Regions from separate parts of the Mus musculus genome. Here region 1 is linked to region 2. Evidence: chromatin loops called from intact Hi-C (ENCODE). Cell type or tissue: left cerebral cortex. All regions are shown on one strand. Each heading gives the region's core, and the rest is flanking DNA. Links, peaks and the distances in the headings are about the cores only.

Evidence for each region. A loop is a pair of places that touch in the nucleus more often than their neighbours do. Peaks named below come from ENCODE experiments on the same cell type or tissue, not always from the same donor. Only the 100,000 strongest peaks of a DNase experiment are listed, where the experiment ranks them.
Region 1: a loop joins it to region 2, with 2.2 times the contacts of the local background. A loop is called at or near these places in 1 of 42 quality-filtered maps.

The regions. Positions count from the first base shown.
Region 1 is chr10:39,894,231-39,899,607 of GRCm38, forward strand. Mfsd4b4 (major facilitator superfamily domain containing 4B4) reads right to left here and starts at 4,976. Exons shown (of 5, transcript NM_001384225.1): 1 at 4,684-4,976; 2 at 1,282-1,766; 3 at 542-710. The coding sequence starts at 1,299. In left cerebral cortex, for the core only: a CTCF peak has its summit at 2,470 (motif pointing right); a DNase peak (open chromatin) is centred at 5,042; H3K4me3 peaks cover 1,000 bases; H3K27ac peaks cover 780 bases.
Region 2 is chr10:40,022,270-40,027,646 of GRCm38, forward strand. It overlaps Mfsd4b1 (major facilitator superfamily domain containing 4B1), which reads right to left and starts at 2,999. Exons shown (of 4, transcript NM_144821.4): 1 at 2,624-2,999. The coding sequence starts at 2,647. In left cerebral cortex, for the core only: a CTCF peak has its summit at 2,757; a DNase peak (open chromatin) is centred at 3,043; H3K4me3 peaks cover 1,308 bases; H3K27ac peaks cover 1,584 bases.

The DNA of each region.
Region 1 (5,377 bases), core at 55-5,054, 130 kb before region 2:
GAGTTTTAATACATCAATTGATTTGCCTTTATTCTTCCCAATTTATTGAAAATGGCATGCCAGCAGCTCTGCCCTCTTTTCCAGGGTCAGGATCCAAGGTGCTCAGTCCATGCTCAGCTCTGACAAGGGCAGGACAGAGGTGCAGCCTTTTATCACTTCCCCAGCATCCCCTGTCCCTTCATCTCCAAGCCCAAGTCCACAGAACCCAGCAAGGTTCCAGGAACTCATTCTGACACCGCCCCCAGCCCCTCCTCCTCCCCCGTGGCCCCAGAAGCCCCGCCCCTACCCCAGATAAGCAGAGCTTCAGGGTCAGCCAGTGCCTGTGCCTGGAGTGGAGCCTATATCACAGTAAAGTCAGCATTGCTCAGGTGGCCAACACTCACACCCAGGGCCCATCGAGTTCCCAGGGAATCAGTCCAGACTTCCCAGCTCCCACAGTGGATGCCAGCACGCTACCTGGCTCAGGTATCCACCATCTTCCCCATTTAGAGCTGAGTTGTAAATTTGTTGACAGAAACAAAGAAGAGCGGTGTTTACTTACCCAAAAGTAAAAAATGATTTATACAGCCAAACAGGACTCCTCCAATCATAGAGCCACATAAATATCCTGAGGCCCGGCCCACGAAAATCAGAGACAGGCTGCTGATGTTTCTGTTCACGTTCTTCGCCAAGTCTGGAAAGGTGGGCCCCAGGATAGCAACACTTAGTCCCTATAGTTAAAAGCAAGAGAGCCTCTTACTATCGCTGGAACACTGACCAAAAAGTAGCTTTCCCACTGTAACAAAACCACAGGAGGGAGATGACAGTCTACCACAGTGGAACTAAGAAAACATGCACATTATCAGCAGTAAAGCCACAGACTCCCCAGTGGCCTTCTAGTCATAACCTTTGATCCTTTCTTTAAAGTTTTTGTCTTGTTTGGAGACTCAAACTTGCTCTGTAGCTCAAGATGTCCTCTATCTGCTGGTCTCAGCCTCCCACATGCTGCTACTACCAGTGAATCCCAGCACACACAACTATTTAACTTTCTCTTTTAACTGTCTAGCATTAAACAATACCTTAAAGGACCATTCCATATTAATAATGAATATGCAACAAACCAGAGGCTAGGGAGATGGCTCAGTCAGTGAAGTGCTCGCTGCGTGGATATTAGGGCCTGAGTCTGGATCCCCACCAGTCACATAGAAAGGACAGTGTCTTAGTTAGGGTTTGTCTTGCTACAGTCAAACACCAGGAAAACCAGCAAGTTAGGGAAGAAAGGGTTTGTTTATCTGACTATACCTCCGCATTAAAGTCCATGCTTGAAGGAAGGCAGGCTAGGACAGGAGGCAGGAGCTGATGCTGGGACCATGGGAGGGTGCTGCTTCCTGGCTTGCTCCTCACAGCTTGTTCAGTCTGCCTTCTTATAGAACCCAGGACCACCAGCCAGGGATAGCGTCACCCACAATGGGCTGGGCCATCCCCCATCAATCACTAAGAAATGCCTAACAGCCAGATCTTGTGGAGAGATTTTCTCAGCTGAGGTTCCTTCCTCTCAGATGACTTTAGCATCTCTCAAGTTGACATAAAACTAGTCCAGGGCAAGTGACCCCTGTCAACCTGATACACAAACACGTCACTGTTAAGCCACCACCTTTCCTGTCTTGTTCATCCCCAGGATCCCACCTTAACATCAACAACACGATATAAAACATTTTGCAAACTTTAAAGGTTCCAATCTTTACAAATTCAAACACTTTAAAATCCAGTCTCTCAGCTGTGGACTCCTGTAAAATAAAAATTAAATACTTTTTTACTTCAAGGGGGGACAACCCAGAGCAGTTACAATCTTAAGAAAAGCAAAACCAAACTCTAAAAGTGTGAATAATTCAATGTCCGACTGTCATGATCTTCTGGGCTTGGGTCACTTTTCCAGCACTGCCTTCTGTAGTACACAAACTGTCTTTTAGGCTCCAACCCCTCCACTCCACTTACACCCACTGATCTTGGTGGCCATCCCAAGGTACTGGCATCTCCAAAATGTGGGGGTCTTCTGCTGCAACGCTTTCACTAATAGCTTCTCCTGGGCTCTCTTCATAGACTCCAGCCCTACCACACAGTGCCAGGCCTCAGCTTTTCTCCACGACTCCTTAATGCCTCCAAAGACAGCACTACCTGGTGACTTATACTACAGTGGGCTGCCAAGAGGAGGCGCAACCTTGGCCACTCCTGGGACGAAGCTCCTGTGTGCTGACTCTGGGAAAACACTTCCCAGACAATCTGGAATGGACTCTTCAGGCCCAGCTGAGCAGCATCTATTACCCCAGCAAAGCAAAGGCACAGATTCTCAACTCCAATGGCCTGGGAGTCTTTGCTTCCCTCTGAAACTTCCCAAGCCAGGCCTCCATCGACTGTACTGCTCTCAGCATTGTTTTTCTTTTTAGATGTCGGCATGTATATGAGTACTTGGTCTGCACGCACTCTTGCATACCACAAGAGGGCATCAGATCCCATTATAGACAGCTATAGCTGTGGGCTCTGGGAATTGAACTTAGGACCTCTGGAAGAACAGCCAGTGCTCTAAACCCGAGTCACCTCTCCAGCCCCAGCTCTCAACATTTCCTATCTTCCCCATTCCTACAAGAACAGCATGGTCCTTCCACAATCCCAAACAACACGCTCAGGCCTGTCACAGCAATACCCCACTATCCTGGTACCAACTTGTCTTAGTTTGAGTTTTAATTGCTACGATGAAACACCATAACCAAATAGCAAGTTGGGGAGGAAAGGGCTTACACCTCCACACCATAGTCCATCGCTGAAGAAAGTCAGGACAGCAACTCAAACTAGACAGGAACCTGAAGACAGGAGCTGATGCAGAGGCCATGGAGGGGTGCTGCTTACTGGCTTGCTCAGCCTGCTTCCTTATAGAACCCAGGACCATCAGCCCAAGGGATGGCATTACCCACAATGAATGGGCTGGGCCCTTCCCATCAGTCACTAATTAAGAAAATGCCCTATAGCTAGATCTTGTGGAGGCATTTCTCAATTAAGGTTCTCTCTTTTCAGATGACTCTAGCCTGTGTTGGCTTGACATAAACTAGCCAGGACACACAGAAACAGCAGCATGCCTAGAACCCCACACCGAAGAAAAAGGAAAGAGATCCCCAGGGCTCACCGGCCAGCTAGTCTGGCTGAATGGGTGAGCTCCAGGTTCAGTGGGAGGCCCTGTCAATAAGGTGGAGGGCAATTGAGCAAGACACCTCTGGCCTCGACGCACACCATCTGCACAAGGATTTAGAATGTAACAAACTATTCTCAAAATATATACTTATATTTTCAAATATGCTACATGCATAAATACGAAATTTAATTGCTAAAAATTTTTAATTACCAAGCACCAAATTTTGATTTTTACACTAAGATGCCAATATTTCTGGCACACAAGAAGTTGTCCCTTTGAACTGTCTAATGCTGACGATAAATAATCTAATCTACAGTTTTCCTCACACTCCAAAGCTATCAGGAGATGTAAGGGCTGTAAGGCTTTCTTAGCAAAATATAACACGGACAGAATGATTTTAACAATAAGATGTTACACAAGATACTGCCAAGAACTAAAGACTTGCGTTTTAGATGAAGTTCCTAAAAACCTTTAAGGAAACGTTTCTGAGTTTTGAGAACTGTGGATTGTGGGCTGGGGACACAGCTGGGTGAAAGCCTAGCATGAAGTCCTGGGCCAGCCAGCGCCCTGTACGTAATAAACAAACAACAAAACCTGATTGTGCTGCACTGTTCTGCTCCAACCCACGTGTGGTTTCCCTGCCCCAAGCACCAGCAACCAAGAACAAAGACCAGGAGCACACAGGGCCACAGCATGTTCATTCAGATCTTCCTGCAATCACTTGCAATACCTGTTACACACGAGGGGCTCCAGTACCTGCAACGCTTTCTTTCTTCCCTACTTTCCCATCAAAATAATTTTAAGAAACTGAAGCTCCAATTGAGGGACCAGAAGGGACTCCGTCAAAGGTTTAGCTCTCATAGCACTCGAGTCAAAAGTTATCACTTTAGGTCAGTGGTTTATAGCTTTCATCCCAGCACTCAGGAGGCAGGGGCAGGAGGATCTCTGAAATTTGAGACCATCCTGATCTACACAATGAGTTACAGCCATCTGGTCCACAAAAGGACATTTCGGGTCAGCAGCAGGTGCTACACTGGGGAACACTGTCTTTATGGCGTTTTTAGTTCTTGCACTTGAGTGAAGAAAATCATTTAAGTATCTAAAGGCTTGATTTAAATAGGGCCGTGTACAGGGTAAGCAACATGTCCTTGATACTATCATTTAACCAGAAAAGCCACTTTCTTCTCTGGGCCCTTTTTTCCATCTGCGAAATAAAGCAGTTGGTTGGATTTGGTCAGGCCCCCTCAAAGCTGCTTTTCTGGGATCAATTTAGAGCTTCAGTGAGTGGGTGAAGGGGAGCAGGCTCCCCATCTTGTATCTCCCCGTTTTCCGGAGGAAACTTAGCTTGCTCGTGCTGGAAACGTATTAATTTTGCCCGTTTTTCCAGATGACAGAACTGAGACTCAGGAGGATTAACCGATATACACCAGGGGTCACGCACGATGCAGGGCACTGAGACCACGTTCCCTGCAGGACGCTTGCTCCAGCCGTGGCCTGGAGGGTTTGGGCCCAGCTCTCACCAGCCCCAGGAAGGCGGCACAAAGCACCACGGTGGTGAACCAGCGCAGCACGCTTTGGGCACGGCCTTTCCGCACGGAGGCCACCGCTTCTGACTCATTCTCTGCGCCCGGGCCGGCTGGGAGGAGCCGCTGCCCTCCCGCCCCTCCGAACTCCAGCTCCAACTCCAGTGTGGCGGCTCCACCTGCCGTGCTCCGTGCACCAGGCCTCCGGTGTGCAGGGAGGTGCCCGGCCCCGCCCGGCCCGGGAGCCAACAACGCCAGGACCTGCCCGCGCGAGCGTGACCTGGGAGCGGAGCCTCCCCGCCGCGCAGGCGCGGTGTCCCTCACGGTAGCAGAGCGCCTGCATGGATCACAGGCCGGAAATAAAGCCGCCGGCCAATCAGGAGACTTCCTCAAACCGGAAGTTGATGTGGTTGCCTTGGGGATCGGACAGCCTGGCCCAGGTGAGAAGTCTCAATTAGGTGAGTTTCCCCGGCCTGGGGAATGTAGGCCAAAGATGTACAAGCTGCAACCCATGCACAAGACGATCCAAAGTTGCAAAACGTTGGAAGAAACCCGGCCTGGAACTGCAAGATGGCAACTTCCGCAGCCTCCTGGGTCACCTGGAAACCCGAAGGTCTTGTCTCTACATGATTTACAAACTGTTGCCCTTGCTCCTTAGACGTACAAGAATGTTGAACGTCAGCTTCTCACT
Region 2 (5,377 bases), core at 226-5,225:
CTTTGATTATCAAGGAACCATGAAAGCACAAAAGAAGTCAATTGATATGGAGTTTTTCTTCCTCTAGAAGATAAACTTAAATCTAAGGAACAATATCTTACAAAATCCTGGGAGATTTTTGTCTGTTATTTTCTGCTAATTTCAAAAAAAGCAATCAAATGCCTGTTAAATATTTTTTTACAGATTTAATTATTTAACTATTCCTTAATTATGTGTACAGATGTGCTGTGCACAGGAGATACTCAGGTCCCCAGAAGGACAAAGGCATCAGGTCCCTCCATAGCTGGAGTCACTGGGGGTTATAGACAGCCCAGCCTAGGTACTAAGGAACAAATGGTGCTCCCTGCAAGAGCAGTACGCTGCACCACCTCTCCAGCAACTAGTCATTGGTTTTAAAATACCTCTTATCTGGTAGTTTTGGTTTCTTGCCATGGAAAATACTAACCCATAAGAAAAGTGTAGAGTAAATTTTGACCTTTTAAAGGTTTGACTTCTGCAGCCATTTCAAACTGTTGGACAAACTTGGTGTGGGGGAAGGAGTTCGGGGGTGAGAGAATGTCTGCGTAATTCACAGCATTTGAAAGTTTAGTCTGACTTTAAAAGATGTCACAGTAGGGCTGAAATTTGGTAAAACTTAAGTGCTGATTTTCAGTTTGCCATGAAAAGCTTCCAAAGTTTCTAGTTTAATGTTGTGCCTCAGTGCAGTCTTACAGACTTCCTGCAGTTATCCTCAGCCGTGCTTCAGAACAGTTTTGATGTTCTTAATTCTAATACATAGGACTTCAGACTACATACAGTGTTGATGGATGTAGAACTTACTGAACTAATGATTTTCTTCAGGAAAACAAAAGATACCTTTTTTTTGTTTTGTTTTTGAGATAGAGCCCCATGTAGCTCAGGGTGGCCTCAAACTCTCTATATAGCTGAGGATGGTCCTAAACCCTAATTCTTCTACCTCACTTCCTATGTGCTGGGATTGCAGGTGTGTGTCACCATGCCAAACTTGGACACTTCTTTACATCAGCAATCACTCTTACAGCCATTGTGGACCTTAACCACCGTCATACCAGCCAAGACCAATGGGAGTCTAAGTTTATTGAGCACCTATTGCATGAAGTGTATTGTTTGATCTTGGTCCATTTCAGTGTCTTGGCACTATCCTCTTAGGGGCTATCGTAACTGACTCCGGGTATACTGTATTACCTCAAGAGTCATGAATGTTTTTCTGTACCCATAGAAACTTATGTAACAAAACATGAGGAAAGCTTAAAGAACTATGAAAAATAACCTGCCATTGACATTTTCAATTCCACAAATGGACCAAATAGAAAGAGACTCTTGGGTAGGACACTGTAACTGACCTTAACGTCAACAAACTACAAACTAAGACAAAGTTCAGGAGAAAGGGACTGAGCAGACAGGCACTCAGCCCACTAGGCTGCCACTGCCCAGAAATGGGCAACAGTGATAACTGACCTACTATCAAAATCTGCTCCTTCTGAACTTGACTTTCTTGTTCTGTCTTTAAGTCCTGACTCAGATGTTCCTGCAACATCACTTTGTATAAAGAAGAAGCAAAAATGAACTTTTCCAGCTTTTTCTTTTTAATAGGAGTAACAAGACCTACAGGCTAATAAATTGGAACTTAGAAGAAATCCCTTAACTAAAGCTTCTAATTGACTTACATTTCAAGAACTACCGATTCTAATTGTACCATTGTGCTCCAAAGTTAATTGTGCACCTTACCTAGACAGCATTGGTACGAACCAGAGTGAGCGCAGGTTCGCAATAAGTAGCTCACACACGAAGAGTGAAAACACTTCACGTCTTCCAAAGACTCAAAACCCAGCCCAGGGAGCGAGCGCTCAGTAAGCATCTGCAGGGATTTCTTTATCCCGTCCCATTAGTACAATCTAAGAAATGAGTGTGGCTCAGAGTCTAGAAGAGAGTAAGCTATTCTCCTCTGGGGACTCACCCTCTCGACCCTGTTGGCCTACAACCATGAAGTGATAGGGAATGGGGAGCTTTGCCACAAACACTGAATTGGGGGTAGCTCCAGGATCTGTAAAAAGCGCATACAGCCTTGTACTTTGCTCCATGAAAATCACTTATACAATGGAAGTTAGTTTGAAGAGGGCTGTACCAGAGTAAGGGCTGCGCTTGACTCAACCGCTTAAACATTTGTATGAACAAGAAAAAGTCATTTTGCTCTTGCCATTATATCTGTAAAATCTGTAAAAATCAAGCAGTTGGTGTAATTTAATCAAGCCACTAGAAAGAGAGCCCCCACCCCAGCCAAGTATTTCTCTGTATAATAATTAAGGTGTAGGGGACAGTGGCTACAGATCCTGGCATTCTCTTTTTTTGTCTCCCTAGTACTAAGAGGAGCCCTACAAAGATAGATTGTAGGGGGAAATCATGTTAGGCAAAAATCACCCGCGCTCTTGACAGTGACCCTCGGTGATTAGAATAGTGCCTATGTGTTAAGCGGATGAAACTGAAGCCCCAGCGATCAAGGTCACACAACATGCAGGCAGCGAATGTGAGAGTCCAGCTGGGAAGGGCAGGTCCCCTGCAGGAGGCTCGCGCCCCAGCCTGGGAGGGGTGCAGCCTCGGCTCTCACCAGCCCCAGGAAGGCGGCATACATGACCGCGGTGGAGAACCAGCGCAGCACGCTCCTGGTCCGGCCACTCCGCCGGGAAGCCACCGTGGCCTGCTCGCTCTCCGCCCGGGTCTCCGCCTGGTGGAGCCTCTGTGCCGCAGCCACCGGCCCGACGCTCCCGGTCTTCACGTCCAGCTCCAGCTTGGCGGCTGCGGAGAGCTACTGGGGGCCGGTGCACCCTCTGGGGCTCGGCACTCAGGCTCCTCCAGTCTCCGAGGTCCCTCCTGATAGCACTGTCCCCAGGGACCGTCCTGACTCAAGACCTCCGGCGGCTGGACTTCGACCCTGGCCCCAGCTGGCCACCGAGTTATGTTCACTCTCCATCTTGCAGAATCGTGGCGGTTCCCGTGACAGAGTCAGGCCACTAGCCAACCTGGAGTCAAACCGGAAGTCATGGTGGTTGCCTAGGAAACGGAGCTCAGCGCGTGTTAGAGCTGCTACTGCAGCCTAGCTACTGCTTCTATAAAGTGTGCTGCTAACTCTTGAGGGAACACGCCAGTGCTAGCTGGGAGGTCGTCTTTACACGCCCCACCCCTACCCTCCGTCCACACCTGAGCTTTCCAGGTCTTTTATTCAACTTTCAGGCTAGTGATACCTGCTGAAGCTCCGGAATAGGCTCCTGGAGCCACATCAATCCTCCCCACGCTCCTTTCTCACCTTAGCCCGGGTGTCCAGAGAGAATCCAAGCACAGAGAGAACATACAGTTCCCCAAGATCAGTCAGCAATCACGGGCCTAGTCAACGGCCAAATAGCTCAAGACACATGTGTGGGTTCAAATTTGTGGTTTCAAAAGCACGGCAGTTCAAATTTCCACAAATGATTAGAGCCTGGCAATGCCTGAGAAAGGCTGTACAGCTGTCGGGATTTGTTCCGTTTGCTATACTCAAGTTACACAACAATGTAACTTTATCATCTATCTGAAAAATGCTCTTTCCACCTGAAAACCTCCTTGATCTCTGTATTACTGATCACTTATACCGAGAAAAACATTCTTTCATAAGATGGTCAAGAAGAAAGCTGGAAGAATGTTTTGTTTTGTTTAAAACAAACAAACAAAATCAACCATGTTCCTGTAAATTATCCACTTGGAGAAAACCTGACTTCTGTTAAAGGTTGCTTATTATCTGATAAATTTTAATTTTAATTACAGAACAAGTCATTATGTTTAATGGCATTTTAAAAAGGCTAAAAGTTTGTAATCTGTGATGTCATTTAATCTAGTAGATATTGACATACCAGAACATGCTGACCACTCAGGTCACTGAGAAAATCAGGAAAATAAAAAATACGACAAAAAGACAAAATGTTACTGGCCTGTAAAAGAAACATTTATTTCCTCATGATGGGATGGGATGAAAAGAGAGCCATACACAGCTGTGCGAATACACAGCTTGGGCTGAGCCCACGGATTTCCGTTCTCTGTTCTATGTATCCCTAGCCCTAGGCCTGGAAACTTTTAGCCTAGATACAATCTAATCTAGAATGCTTTAGATTTGCTGCTGCATAAACTCACCCTTTCCAGTTCTTTCTGAACTCTGGCTGGCTGGTTCAACTCAGCTCTTCTGGCTCAAACTCCTCTCCAAGCTGACTGATTCAATCTGGCTTCTCTCAGCTTCCCACTGATTCGCTCTGCTTGGCCTCTAACAATTTGGCAATTTGTTCTAATCTTCTGGCTCCTTATTTTCTGGCTCTGCTGGCCTGCATGCACTGCACAAATGGAACGGAACTCATGAATGAACTCTGCTGAACTCAACTGCACTGCAGGAGTTGAACGGACTAAGCTGATTCACTCCCTCTGGCCCAGCCCCAGTCTCTTCGATGCTCCTTTCCTGTCAGTTGGGTGCATCCTATCTCTGGCTCATTCTGTCAACTCTTTCTCTGATTCATCACTTTGTCTGTCCCTCAAGTAGATGTCATTGATTGGGATTAAAGGTGTGCACTAAAGACAGGTTTGTATTCCGGTCAGAGGGATTAAAAGTGTGTCCTCCAGGCAATTCACACAGACCTGTTCTTTTCCTTTCCTAAGCTAATGTGATCTCTGGCCAGAGCAGCCATGTTGCTGGATTAAAATTCCTCTACACTGGCCCTAAGCAGGATAAAATAATTTTTAAGTGAAAACAAACTGATTCTAACTTACTCATAAAGCCTAACTTGAGAATTATAACTCACAGTATCAGATTTAGGATTGAAAGTTATCAGTCTCTTATAGATAAATATAAACATAGACTCTTAAAATTCAGGTTTTTAAAAATCTCTAATTCAGAGTCTTCTGTCTTTTTTAAAAATCATTCTAAAGATAGCTCACCCTCACACTCCACTGTCCCTCTCCCAACAGTCCACCCTGAGCTGGGACTCCCTGATACCTCTGGTCTGTGCATGCTCAGCTGTCTATGGATCTCCCAGACAATTCTGTCAGCTCCTCCAGCCATGGCTTTGGTCTAAGACTCAGTATTCAAGTCTGTCGAGACTTTATTTTCCACAGGCTGAATACCAGCACTCAAACCATCATCCCTGGTGATGGCTTACTTTGAAATCTTAAAATCCAGCTTTCCCTCACCTGAGCTGCTGTGGGGTCTATGGCACCTCCATGACTGCCTCAGTGGTAAGCCCACCGCTTGATGGCATGGTGTTTTCTCCACAAAATTAAATAACTCTAGCTTCCTTAACCTGTTAACAAAATGGTTACATATGTTCTCTGACAGTTTCATACGTGA